Regions from separate parts of the Mus musculus genome. Here region 1 is linked to region 2. Evidence: chromatin loops called from intact Hi-C (ENCODE). Cell type or tissue: left cerebral cortex. All regions are shown on one strand. Each heading gives the region's core, and the rest is flanking DNA. Links, peaks and the distances in the headings are about the cores only. Region 1 overlaps Rapgef4 (Rap guanine nucleotide exchange factor (GEF) 4). Region 2 has its middle 41 kb from the start of Cdca7.

The links. A loop is a pair of places that touch in the nucleus more often than their neighbours do. Peaks named below come from ENCODE experiments on the same cell type or tissue, not always from the same donor. Only the 100,000 strongest peaks of a DNase experiment are listed, where the experiment ranks them.
Region 1: it touches region 2 in a loop (2.1-fold over the local background); 2 of 42 quality-filtered maps call a loop at or near these places.

Annotation. Positions count from the first base shown.
Region 1 is chr2:72,233,087-72,238,465 of GRCm38, forward strand. It overlaps Rapgef4 (Rap guanine nucleotide exchange factor (GEF) 4), which reads left to right. Exons shown (of 31, transcript NM_001204165.1): 24 at 991-1,116; 25 at 1,522-1,700. Among named protein-coding and RNA genes, the nearest start is that of Map3k20, 50 kb to the right of the region's middle. In left cerebral cortex, for the core only: a CTCF peak has its summit at 2,049 (motif pointing right); DNase peaks (open chromatin) are centred at 2,057 and 2,536; H3K27ac peaks cover 938 bases.
Region 2 is chr2:72,514,140-72,519,518 of GRCm38, forward strand. No RefSeq gene overlaps it. Among named protein-coding and RNA genes, the nearest start is that of Cdca7, 41 kb to the left of the region's middle. In left cerebral cortex, for the core only: a CTCF peak has its summit at 2,444 (motif pointing right); a DNase peak (open chromatin) is centred at 2,416; H3K4me3 peaks cover 278 bases.

The DNA of each region.
Region 1 (5,379 bases), core at 130-5,129, 280 kb before region 2:
GTTCTAACATGAGCCCCTTTTCTTATTAATGCTGGAATTGGGGCAACAAGCCTTGTACCTACAAAGAAAGTGCTTAGCCAGAGTGACATCCCTAGCCATGTGATATGAGTATTGAATATCCAAGTACTGTTAGCATCATAGTGGCAGATATTCTTTCTATGTCTCACATGTATGCATATATATCCATTCCTAAATATCTATCCCTAGTCTTACAGATAAGTATTTAGGTATTATACACTCCATCTGTCTCTTGTCTGACAAAGTAAGAACGCTGTATAACATTTCTTAGATCACAGAAGGAGATGAGTGAAGCAAAAGAAAACTTCTGACAAGAGTCTTGGTCTAAGTAGCAGAGTCTGGTCTTGCCCCAAACTTGCAACATTCTCAACCCAACAGCTCTCGGGCCAGGCTGAGGACTTGGAAATCCTGTGTAGACTCAGATCACACTGCTCTCTACTAGTTCACTACTTTAGGTGGTGTGTGAAGACGTGGCTGTGGCAACTTGACCTCAGTTACCACCAGGAGTTAAGTAGTAGTGTGGGTAGAAATTCAAACTCCTGTGCTAGTATTTGGCTTTATCATACTTTCTATGGAAACATGAGGGTAAGGTCTCCAAGAGCATCTTCCATCTTTACCGTGGAAGAGGAAGAGTTTCCAGGTACCCACCCGCCAATCCCCAGGCACAGGAGATCCCTGCACAGCCTTTGCCCAGCCTTATTTGTCATGGCCCACAGTTGAGATGGTGGTGGTGGCAATGCTGGTGACCACACTGTTGGTAACTGGGGATGGTTGAGGATGCTAACAACAAAGATGGCCTCCAGGCAAGTACAACAAGCAGCAAAGACACTCTTCACCTCAAAACCGACATTTCAAAACATGCCCAACACTATCCCCCAAATCCTTTCCAACACCAAAAACTCCCGAAAGCGTTGGGCACTGAGTACTGGTCCCTTTGTGGTTCTGATCCAGTTTTTTCACAATCTTTCCCAGACTCCCTTGCCGGAACAGGAAGGCCCGACCACTGGGACAGTGGGAACATTTGAGCTGATGAGCTCGAAAGACCTGGCGTACCAGATGACAACCTACGATTGGGAACTCTTCAACTGTGTGCATGAGGTAAGACGCCCAGCAAGGAGCGTCCATGGGCTCCATAGGATTCTGAGTGAAGCCTGCTGGCCTGACGCCACTCATGTTTCCGTGTGCTACCATATGGAAACCACATGATGGGTTTTGTGCATGCTGAGCTTATAAAACCCGTAAGTATTAAAGAAAAAAAAAATCTCTGTGATGCTATGCTATGTCTTCCAGAGTCTATTAAGCCAATAACACCTAGTTTATATTTATATATTCCACAAGCTTCATGAAAGCCCTTCAAATCTATATGACAAGGTACATCCGGGTTAGCGATTGAATTCACATCTGCTGCTTGATAGAACACTTTCCTGACAAACGGAGGAGCCAGGCTGGCGTTTTGATTTAAAAGCCAACAAATAAGTAAAATTGTTTTCCTTTCTGTTCTAGCTGGAGCTAATCTACCACACATTTGGAAGGCATAATTTTAAAAAGACCACGGCAAACTTGGATTTGTTCCTGAGGAGGTTTAATGAAATTCAGTTTTGGGTTGTCACTGAGGTCTGCCTTTGTTCCCAGCTCAGCAAACGTGTTCAGCTTTTGAAAAAATTTATCAAGATAGCGGCTCAGTAAGTGTCTTTAACTTTGGAGAAAGAATAAAAATGTCCCTGAACTCTGTTCTCATGGAAAACACCTTACAAAGAGAAACGGGTGTAAGAACAACCAGCAGTTGAATTCTTGAAAGAGAAGAATGTCTTCTAGCTTTTTAATAGTTAACATCAATATATAAATTAACATCTTGTAGTACTGATGCTGGAGTCAAAGGGGGGGGTGTGTTTTGCTCTGAACTCTTCAGATTTCCCCCACCCCCACCCCCCTTTGAAGAATGCTATTGAAGTCAACAAAAGTTCCTTTAGAAACTTTGGTTGCAAGGCTCTGGAAGCCGATGTGGCACATAACACGTTCTCACCAGTAGAGGGCAGTAGAACATGCTGGAACAACAGCTCACAGCTCAGGCAGAATAAAATCAGTAAAACGCATACAGGCCAGCTAACCTGGCACTAGGAAATCATCTCCATGCACATCAGAGAAAGCAAACATCTTATAAATATTCTATTTAAAAGCACTTCTTGGGAAACAATTTATTTACTGCAGGGGCCAGTTAGGTTTCTCCCTGACATGAATTTAATCTTCTCCTGCTATTTAGATATGCTTGACAACCTCCTGTTTACTTCCATGTTTTTGGTATCACCACAGTGCTAAAAATAAAAAAGCTAAATGTGGCTTGTGCTGCGAGACTCCTTCCCTTTCTAAATGCAGAGCCCGAGCTCGGGGAGGTTAGGAGAATGAGCGACCCCAGCCAGGCGTTTTCTTGAGCCAAACAGTTCAGATCCCACACACTCTCTTGATTTCCAGAGCTAAACAAAGAAGGGAAAGCGGCTTGGTGTTTTATAGAAGCCAGCTTGCCAAATGCCTTGAGTTGTTTTGCCAGATTTCGAGGAGACAATAGAATACCAGATCCTTTGAATCCAGGAGCTGCTTGCCTTGCCTTTTGGGAAAGCTGGCTGTTTGAAGACAGGTTTGGTGCGGCCACTTTCCCTAGCGGCGCGGTCAGGCGGCCTCTGTGCAGTGAGCAGATGCCTTCATGTGTTTGGAATGAGTGGCTTATGGAAACTATGACAGGGTGAGCTTTCCCATCATAGAGAGCTTGTTCTCTCTTCACCTTAGCCTGCTGGTGCCAAGTGCAGCAGGAAGGAAGAGAGGACCTGCCTGTCAGTTTACAACAGAGCAGGCAACACAGAAAAGGCTCTCAAAACACCCAGGAGTTTGTTTTGTTTGTTTGTTTCTGCCTTTGTAATGTATCCCCTATCTTCCTGACTCTCTGTATTATACAGGTAGACTTGGCCTTTCCTGCAAATCAGCTGACTATTTAGCCATATTCAGCCCTGTGCTGAGGCTGCTGTCCCGCCATGAACCTGTTCACTCAACCCAGTTAGTACAGACTCTAGGCTTTCCTAACCCTGAGTCTACAGGAATAGACAGAAGCCTCTAGACCAGTGGTTTTCAGCCTTTGGGTCTCGATCCGTTTGGGGGTCACATATCAGGAATCTTGCGTATCAGATATTTACATTACAATTCATACAATGATTGTTGTGAAGTAGCAACAGAATAACGTTATGGTCGGAGGTCCCCACAACGTGAGGAACTGTATTAAAGGGTCACAGCATTAGGAAGGTTGAGAGCCACTGAGGTAGACAATAGCATCTGTTTTGCTTGCTGTCTTTAGAAAAGCTGCAGCATTTTCTTTTAAGTTCTTGGCCCAGTCTGGAGCTTAGCAAAATTAAAGAGGCAAAGCTGGGGTAGGTGCTTTAGTCCTGTATTCACAGGAGAAAAAACCGAGACAGGAAGTCATCTCCTGGCTTGCCTTGAATGATAAGCAAAGCTGCAAATGGAGCAGGTCTGCCGCTCTGGATTTATTATCTCCAAGTCACCCACACAAGGCAAAGGCCAGTGATGCAGGTGGAGATGCCGGCCCTTGTTCTGGGAGCCACTACCCTAGCATTGTGACATCCTTGCTTGCTTTCTCGTGTGTGAGCCGATCCACCATAACTCCTCTAAAGTGCATTTCCCCACCGCCACGACCTATGAAGAACGGCTCGTGGCTACTTTTTGAGTTGAATATGAGCAGCCAAAGCAACCATTCAATGAGCCTTCTGCAAAAATGTTTTGTTCAAACATTATTTATTTACTTTTATTTTGTAGAACATGATTTTAATATTTTCAAACAATAATTATTTTAAGATATATTTCATTGTTAGGTCTCCCTTTTCATTTCTGAATTTATAATTTGGATACTGTCTCTGAGCAATCTGGTTAGGCTGGCTAAGGATTTATCTATCTTGTTGCTATTCTCAAAGAACCAGCTCCTGGTTTTGTTGATTCTTTGTATAGTTCTTTTTGTTTCTATTTGGTTGATTTCAGCCCTGAGTTTGATTATTTCCTGCCGTCTACTCCTCTTGGGTGTGTTTGCTTCTTTTTGCACTAGAGCTTTCAGATGTACTGTCAAGCTGCTAGTGTGTGCTCTCTCCAGTTTCTTTTTGGAGGCACTCAGAGTTATGAGTTTTCCTCTTACCACTGCTTTCATTGTGTCCCATAAATTTGGGTATGATGTGCCTTCATTTTCATTAAATTCTAAAATGCCTTTAATTTTTTTTTTCTTCCTTGACCAAGTTATCATTGAGTAGAGCATTGTTCAGCTTCCATGTGTATGTGGGCTTTCTGTTGTTTTTGTTGATTGTCTTAGTTAGGGTTTTACTGCTGTGAACAGACACCATGACCAAAGCAAGTCTTATAAAAAACAACATTTACTTGAGACTGGCTTACAGGTTCAGAGGTTCAGTGCATTATCATCAAGGTGGGAGCATGGCAGCATCCAGGCAGGCATGGTGCAGGCAGAGCTGAGAGTTCTATGTCTTCATCCAAAGGCTGCTAGTGGAAGACTGACTTCCAGGCAACTGGGGTGAGTGTTTTAAGCTCACGCCCACAGTGACACACCTATTCCAACCAGGTCACACCTACTCCATCAAGGCCACACCTCCAGATGGTGCCACTCCCTGGTCCAAGAATATACAAGCTATCACATTGATATTTAAGACCAGTCTTAGTCCGTGGTGATCTGTTAGGGAACATGGGATTATTTGAATCTTCTTGTATCTATTGAGGCCTGTTTTGTGACCAATTATATGGTCAATTTTGGAGAAGGTACCATGAGGTGCTGAGAAGAAGGTATATTCTTTTGCTTTACAATGAAATTTCTATAAATATCTGTTAGATCCATTTGGTTCATAACTTCTATTAGTTTCACTGTGTCTCTATTTTAGTTTCTGTTTCCATGATCTGTCCATTGTTGAGAGTGGGCTGTTGAAGTCTCCCACTATTATTGTATGGGATGCAATATGTGCTTTGGAATTTAGTAACGTCTCTTTTATGAATGTGGGTGCCCTTGCATTTGGAGCATAGATCAAACATTATTTGTTTATGATAGCAGTCAACTTATATAGCCATATTGCTGTGTGGTGAAAGTTTTCTGCTTATTAGGAAGTAAACGCTTTTCCTTTTTAGGGGTCTGGTATGAAGAACTTAGGGTGTGTGGGTGTGGTCGTTTGCCATCAGGTGTACCAAATACTTGGGATAACATTGGCATTTTAATAAGAATTTAGGCTTAACCCAAGTGCTTCATTCTCAAATATAGATTTGTAAATACTCATAATGATATAAACACAGACTCAAAATTATCAACCTTACCAA
Region 2 (5,379 bases), core at 283-5,282:
TCACAAACCAAAAAGCTAAGTATGGGAGCTCCGGGGAGCGGTGGACAGTGGGCAGCAGCTTTTCAAAGCTTGTTGCGCCTTTGAATCTGTGATACTTCCTTCTCCGGCGTCTCAAAATGCTGCTTTGAGTGTGTGTTGGGAAAGGGGTCAAGGATAAAGGATAAGAAAGGAACCTGGATGCAGATTCTCAAAGCTTCTGCTCTTTTGCACTTCAGGAGACTCAAAGCAACCCGGAAGTTGGAGCACAACTCTATGACAGATGTCCCCAGACACTTCGAAATGGCGCAGGTTACGACTTCTTTATCAGACGACCGTGTATATATCTTACACACACACACACACACACACACACACACACACACACACACACACAATTTTCTTCTTTCAAGTTATGATGGCTATATTTTATAATAAATTTGATTTATATGAGACTATATTTTATAATTCAGTTGATTGTGGCCATTGGAGGAGAGCAACATAAGTTGCCATATACATTGCCTATATGATTGCTTGCTGTGTACACGGCAGAGCTTTAAATTCTGGAAAGAGTAGAAACTGCAACCAGAAGCCAGCTCAATGGCTTGCTCCATAGTGCAGGCTCTGAGAACCTCCTTGAATCCCTTGGAGTGAACACATTAATTCTGTGGAGCTCTTCCTTCCTTTAGTCTCAGACAAATGCTCTCTTGCCACCTAGGGCTGCCCCTGTTTCTTTCTCCTCATGGCCTCACACTAGTGGCTATCGAAGCTGTGTCTTTCTGGGTGCCTTTTTCCTACAGAAAGCAGACCTGACCACTTTTCCAACTGTGATGCTCTGCTTCATTGGCAAGTTCATGAAGGTTGAACAGCACCTATTTCCTGAAGCGTCCCTTGTTCCAATACCACCCCTGTAAGCAGTCATTAGGCCTCACTCAAGACATCTCTAGGGAGGGAACTGACACCAGCTGAAGAGGGTTTGGCTAGTAACTCTCCTACAGCCCATCAGTGAGCCTCAGAGGGGCTCCTATTGCATCTAATCACACCTAATCTTTCTGCAAAGATGTTTAAAAAAAAACTGTGTAAATCAAGTTTTTGTAAATCTAATCATATGTTTTATGCATCAGGTGAACTTGGTATGTAAAGGTATCCCATAGTGCAGCCTGCTGAAAAATGAAGATCGGCTCCTTTTAGTATTCATTTCTGTAAATGTGAATAATTATTCATGGGGTTGAAAGAGGTTCGCCTTCATTTAGGGTTTTGAATTTGCTGTCTTTACATTTCTTCTTCTGAAAAGGTCTCCTGTATCCTAGGTAGCTTCTATGAGCAGCTGGATAAGAATGACCTTGAACTTTTCTTCCTCCTCCTCCTCCTCCTCCTCCTCCTCCTCTTCCTCCTCCTCCTCCTCCTCCTCCTCCTTCCACCTCCCAAGTGTTGCAATCACAGGCCTGTGCCACCAGGACACCTGGTTTATGAGGCGCCAAAGATCAAACCTAGGGGTGTGTTTACCAACTGAGCTATCGCTCCCAACCCTCCTAGCCCTCCTAGTCCTCAGTGTCTTATTTGCAGTGAGCCCCAAGTGGGTATGTGCTCCACTACTGGAGAGCACAGCTAATGGGCCCTGACTTCCCAGGTCTTAAGGAGCCCCAGCCCTTACAGCGTGTCCTAATGGGTCAACACCTAACAGAGAGCCAGCGGAAACCTTGCTGCCCTCTGCACGAGAAAGCCGGATTTCCATTTCAATGTGGCTCAGCCTTCCTCTTTGACAAATGAAAAGATAGAGACTTCTCAATTACAAATAGTGGCGTCCTTGGGGGTGGGTGTGTGTGGGTGGGTGTGTGTGGGGCAGAATTCTCTAGATGTTGGGCCTTGCAATTTCTCAGCCATCAGGAATTCTGAGACTCAAGTCTCAGAAGCTAGAGGAAGCTAGATGCCGGCAAGATTTTTATGGCACGATGCTTATTTTCCTACTCCACAGAGGCAGGGTTTTATGGCAAGAAGGGGCTTAGTGACCAGAGCAGAGTAAAACTAGGCTACTTTCCAGGTTTATGCCTCTGACCTTACTCCCGAAGAGGGAGCATCCGGGAGGGGTTTCTCTTCTCCCACCCTCTGGGTGTACAATACACCCCCAGATGTGCAATACAAAGGATCCGATATTCAAACATTTGAAAAATGTAATTCTTGTTGTGGAGAACGTGTCCTAACAAAAAGATCGGCTTTTGGGGGAAAGTCGGGAAATCCCCCAGTCTTAAATTCCCAGCATTTGACTTGGGCACAGAGAACTCGATCATCCTTTAGGAAGTAGAGCACAGGCGAAGAGAGGGGAGACTCACAGATGGCTGGATAGAGATGCCAGTCTAGTCTGTGGGAGAAGCCTTGACTGAATGTGAAGCAGCTGGCTGAAGGCAGGCTCAATCAGGATTTCTGGGGAATAAAAATACACTCGGTCTTGGCTCTGGATTCCAGCAGGGGGAGCCCTAACTCTGGGAACCCGACATTGCTCTCTGACCGCTCGCTATCCCTGCTTAGCCCTTTCTGAGTTCAGCATCCGTGGTCACCGAGCTTGGCAACAAGGTCTACAGATGATGTCGCTGAACCAGAATCTGAGGTCTCGGTCCGCGCATCCTTGGATGAGCAAAGTGGTTAATACCTTTATAGAAACACAGCGGAACAGGCAATTCAGAAACAGGTGATCAGCAGCAAAGAAGGAAAAAACATGAGGAAATGAAGGATACACTTCCCTCAGTTGTTACCCTCTCCCCTACACACCTCTGCTCTCCACAGGGAATGCGCTCTGATGCTTCCTCTGTTCGGGTGTGCTGAGCTGGGGGTGTGGGAGCTAGGTGGATGGACCAGGCTTCCAGTTAGTGCTGGGTTCCTGCTGCTCTCTGGGTTGTAGAACGAGAAACAACAACAACGAAACCCTCATATTGTAACTATAAGGAGTTAAGGGATTTCACTTGTCATGTCTTCTGAGTTCCACTCTTGGGGATAAGCAGGGAGATGTAGGAAGCCTAGCAAAACGTGGGAACGGCCTGTTGAAAAAACCAGCCCAGCCCACCGAGTACCTAAGAAGTAGCACGCTAGGGGCAGAGTTCAAAGCTGTGCTGTGTGTAGTATTGCTGTCTGCGGGAGTCCTCAGCACCTTCTATAATCATGGGTAAGGGTAAGGGGAGGCTTAACACACCCCACAGATGCCCTTGTCCCCAGTTTTGTGGAAAGAACACTAGCTGCAGCTAGAAGCTCTGTCGTTTAAGTAGACTAATGAAAACCCCAACTCCATTTTGTCTAATCTGAAATTTCTGAAATGTATGTGATCCTGACCAGACCCCCTTTTCCATAAAGTGCCTATATTCAAGATATGGGTGTTCTGTGCAGCCCACTTTGAGAAATTCTAAGAGAGCAACCTCCCTGGGCTTCTGGTTTCTCCTCTGTACCGTGTCATCGTTCATTCCGAGTACCCTGGTAATTCCTGATGAAGGAACTGGTAGTGCTCAAAACACACTCAGAACTCCTAGAACATTATCTTATGAATATACAGAGACTGGTCTTGTGATATACAGTGAATATCACGCTCACGCTCAAAGTAGATGGTGGGCTTGGGTACACACAGAGACACAGTCAGGGGACAAGATGCTTTCTCTGTGTTCAGCATATAAACCACACAAGTCCGGAGGCAAGTTTTTGAACCTTGCTTTACTTTCTGTGTGGAATGGTGCTGTGGTGCACGGTTCTTGGCCTTTCACATACAAGGCCACACGAGTTTTTGTTTTCACTTAAGCAAAGAGTGAGCATTATTGCTAGGAGACTTATTCAGGACCTCGGCAGATTGCAGGCACCTACTGTGTCCTCTAAAGAACAGCAAGGCCATACTGCATGAGTAAGGACTGCCAGCAAGGACATGGCACAAATCATCTAGCGGCACCTAACACTCTAGGTTGTGACGGACAGAAGCAGGCGTGGTCAGGTGTTCTGTAGCAGCCAGACAAACTGGATGGAAACAGTGATGGGAGATGAAACCTGTGGATCCCTTTCCCCGGGGGATATTGATTAAGCTGTGGCAGAAGGAAGACAGGGGATGGGGATCCGTTGTATGATGCAGGCCATCCACAGTGCTCACGTCCACTGGATGTCCCTGTTCAATGATATTTATCCAGCAAGTACTGGACTACACACCTGTGTGCCAGACGCTTACTCCAACCCAGTGGAAAGCCATTGTCCCAAACTCTTGCTCGAGTTCTGCGCTACTAAAGGGTTTTCCCTTCTGTTTCTAACTGTGGCCGATGACCTGTCAAATTCCACATTGTTATAGCTGGGGCTACACACGTTAGCACTCCTTATACATTGCCCTGTTGCTGTGGTTCCTATGAGTGCATAGCTAGGATGCAGGCTTTAGGAGAGCAAAGGCTGCACCCTTGTAATCTTGCCTCTAGAAATAAAGTCACCCAATAAGAGCAAATGACTGAAGCGTCTGGGGACTCCTTCAGGCTCAGATCTCTGCACTTTGAAATAATGCTGTTTTTGAGTGTGTAGTCTGTGCTATGCTGAATGCATCTTTCAGCTCTCTCAGAAGCCCACAGTCTTGTTCTCAGATGTTTCCTAACTGCTTCAGAATTAGAGGCTCTGATTTTGGGTTTACATCTATTTTGTTATTGATAATGTTGCATCTGAAGATTAGTTGAACTTGGCAGAATTAAGTGCCCCTTTTGGGGTGGTCTGAATTCATCTCAGCTTCCACTGATGTGGTCTTTCCCCCCTGGCTTTCTGTCTCACCACTTTGGATAATTATGAGGGCTTTGGCCCATTGCTGCAGCCACAGAAGGCACCAGCAGTCCAGGTGGCCCAGGGAAGATCTGTGGGTTGTGGTGTCTGGGACCTTAAGAGGAGCCCATGGGAAAAATGAGTGGCGGTTGTGGACTTCATCTCTGCCACTCTCCCGGCTCTCCTGCGGGCGTCCCCTCACCTCTGCATGCTTCACCTCCTCTTCTCATGGAATCTCACCTTGGGGATCTCAGCCACAAGCGGCGTATATCCAGGAAAAGAGAAGCAAAGTAATATCTGTGCCTGCTTCACAGCACTGAATCCCGCTGCTCCCTCCCGACTCCCTCAGACCGTACCCTCTGTGCACAACTTTCATCTCCAAGTCATTCATAAGATGTCAAAGGATGTACACTAAACCACCCAGGAAGTAGAGACATTTGAGAGGCAAGGATCCAGGACTTGTATCAATTGTGGAAGATGTGGCAGGGCTGGAACTCACTGGGTTCCTCTGATTTTCCCCTCTGCTTTGACTTGAAGTATGGTTCTTAAGCATAAGGATTTGTAGGTCATGACCGTGCAGCAGAACAGTAGTCTAAAGATCTGGCGTTAGAGGTAGGTCTCCCTCTTGCTGGCAAGCTGGCTCCC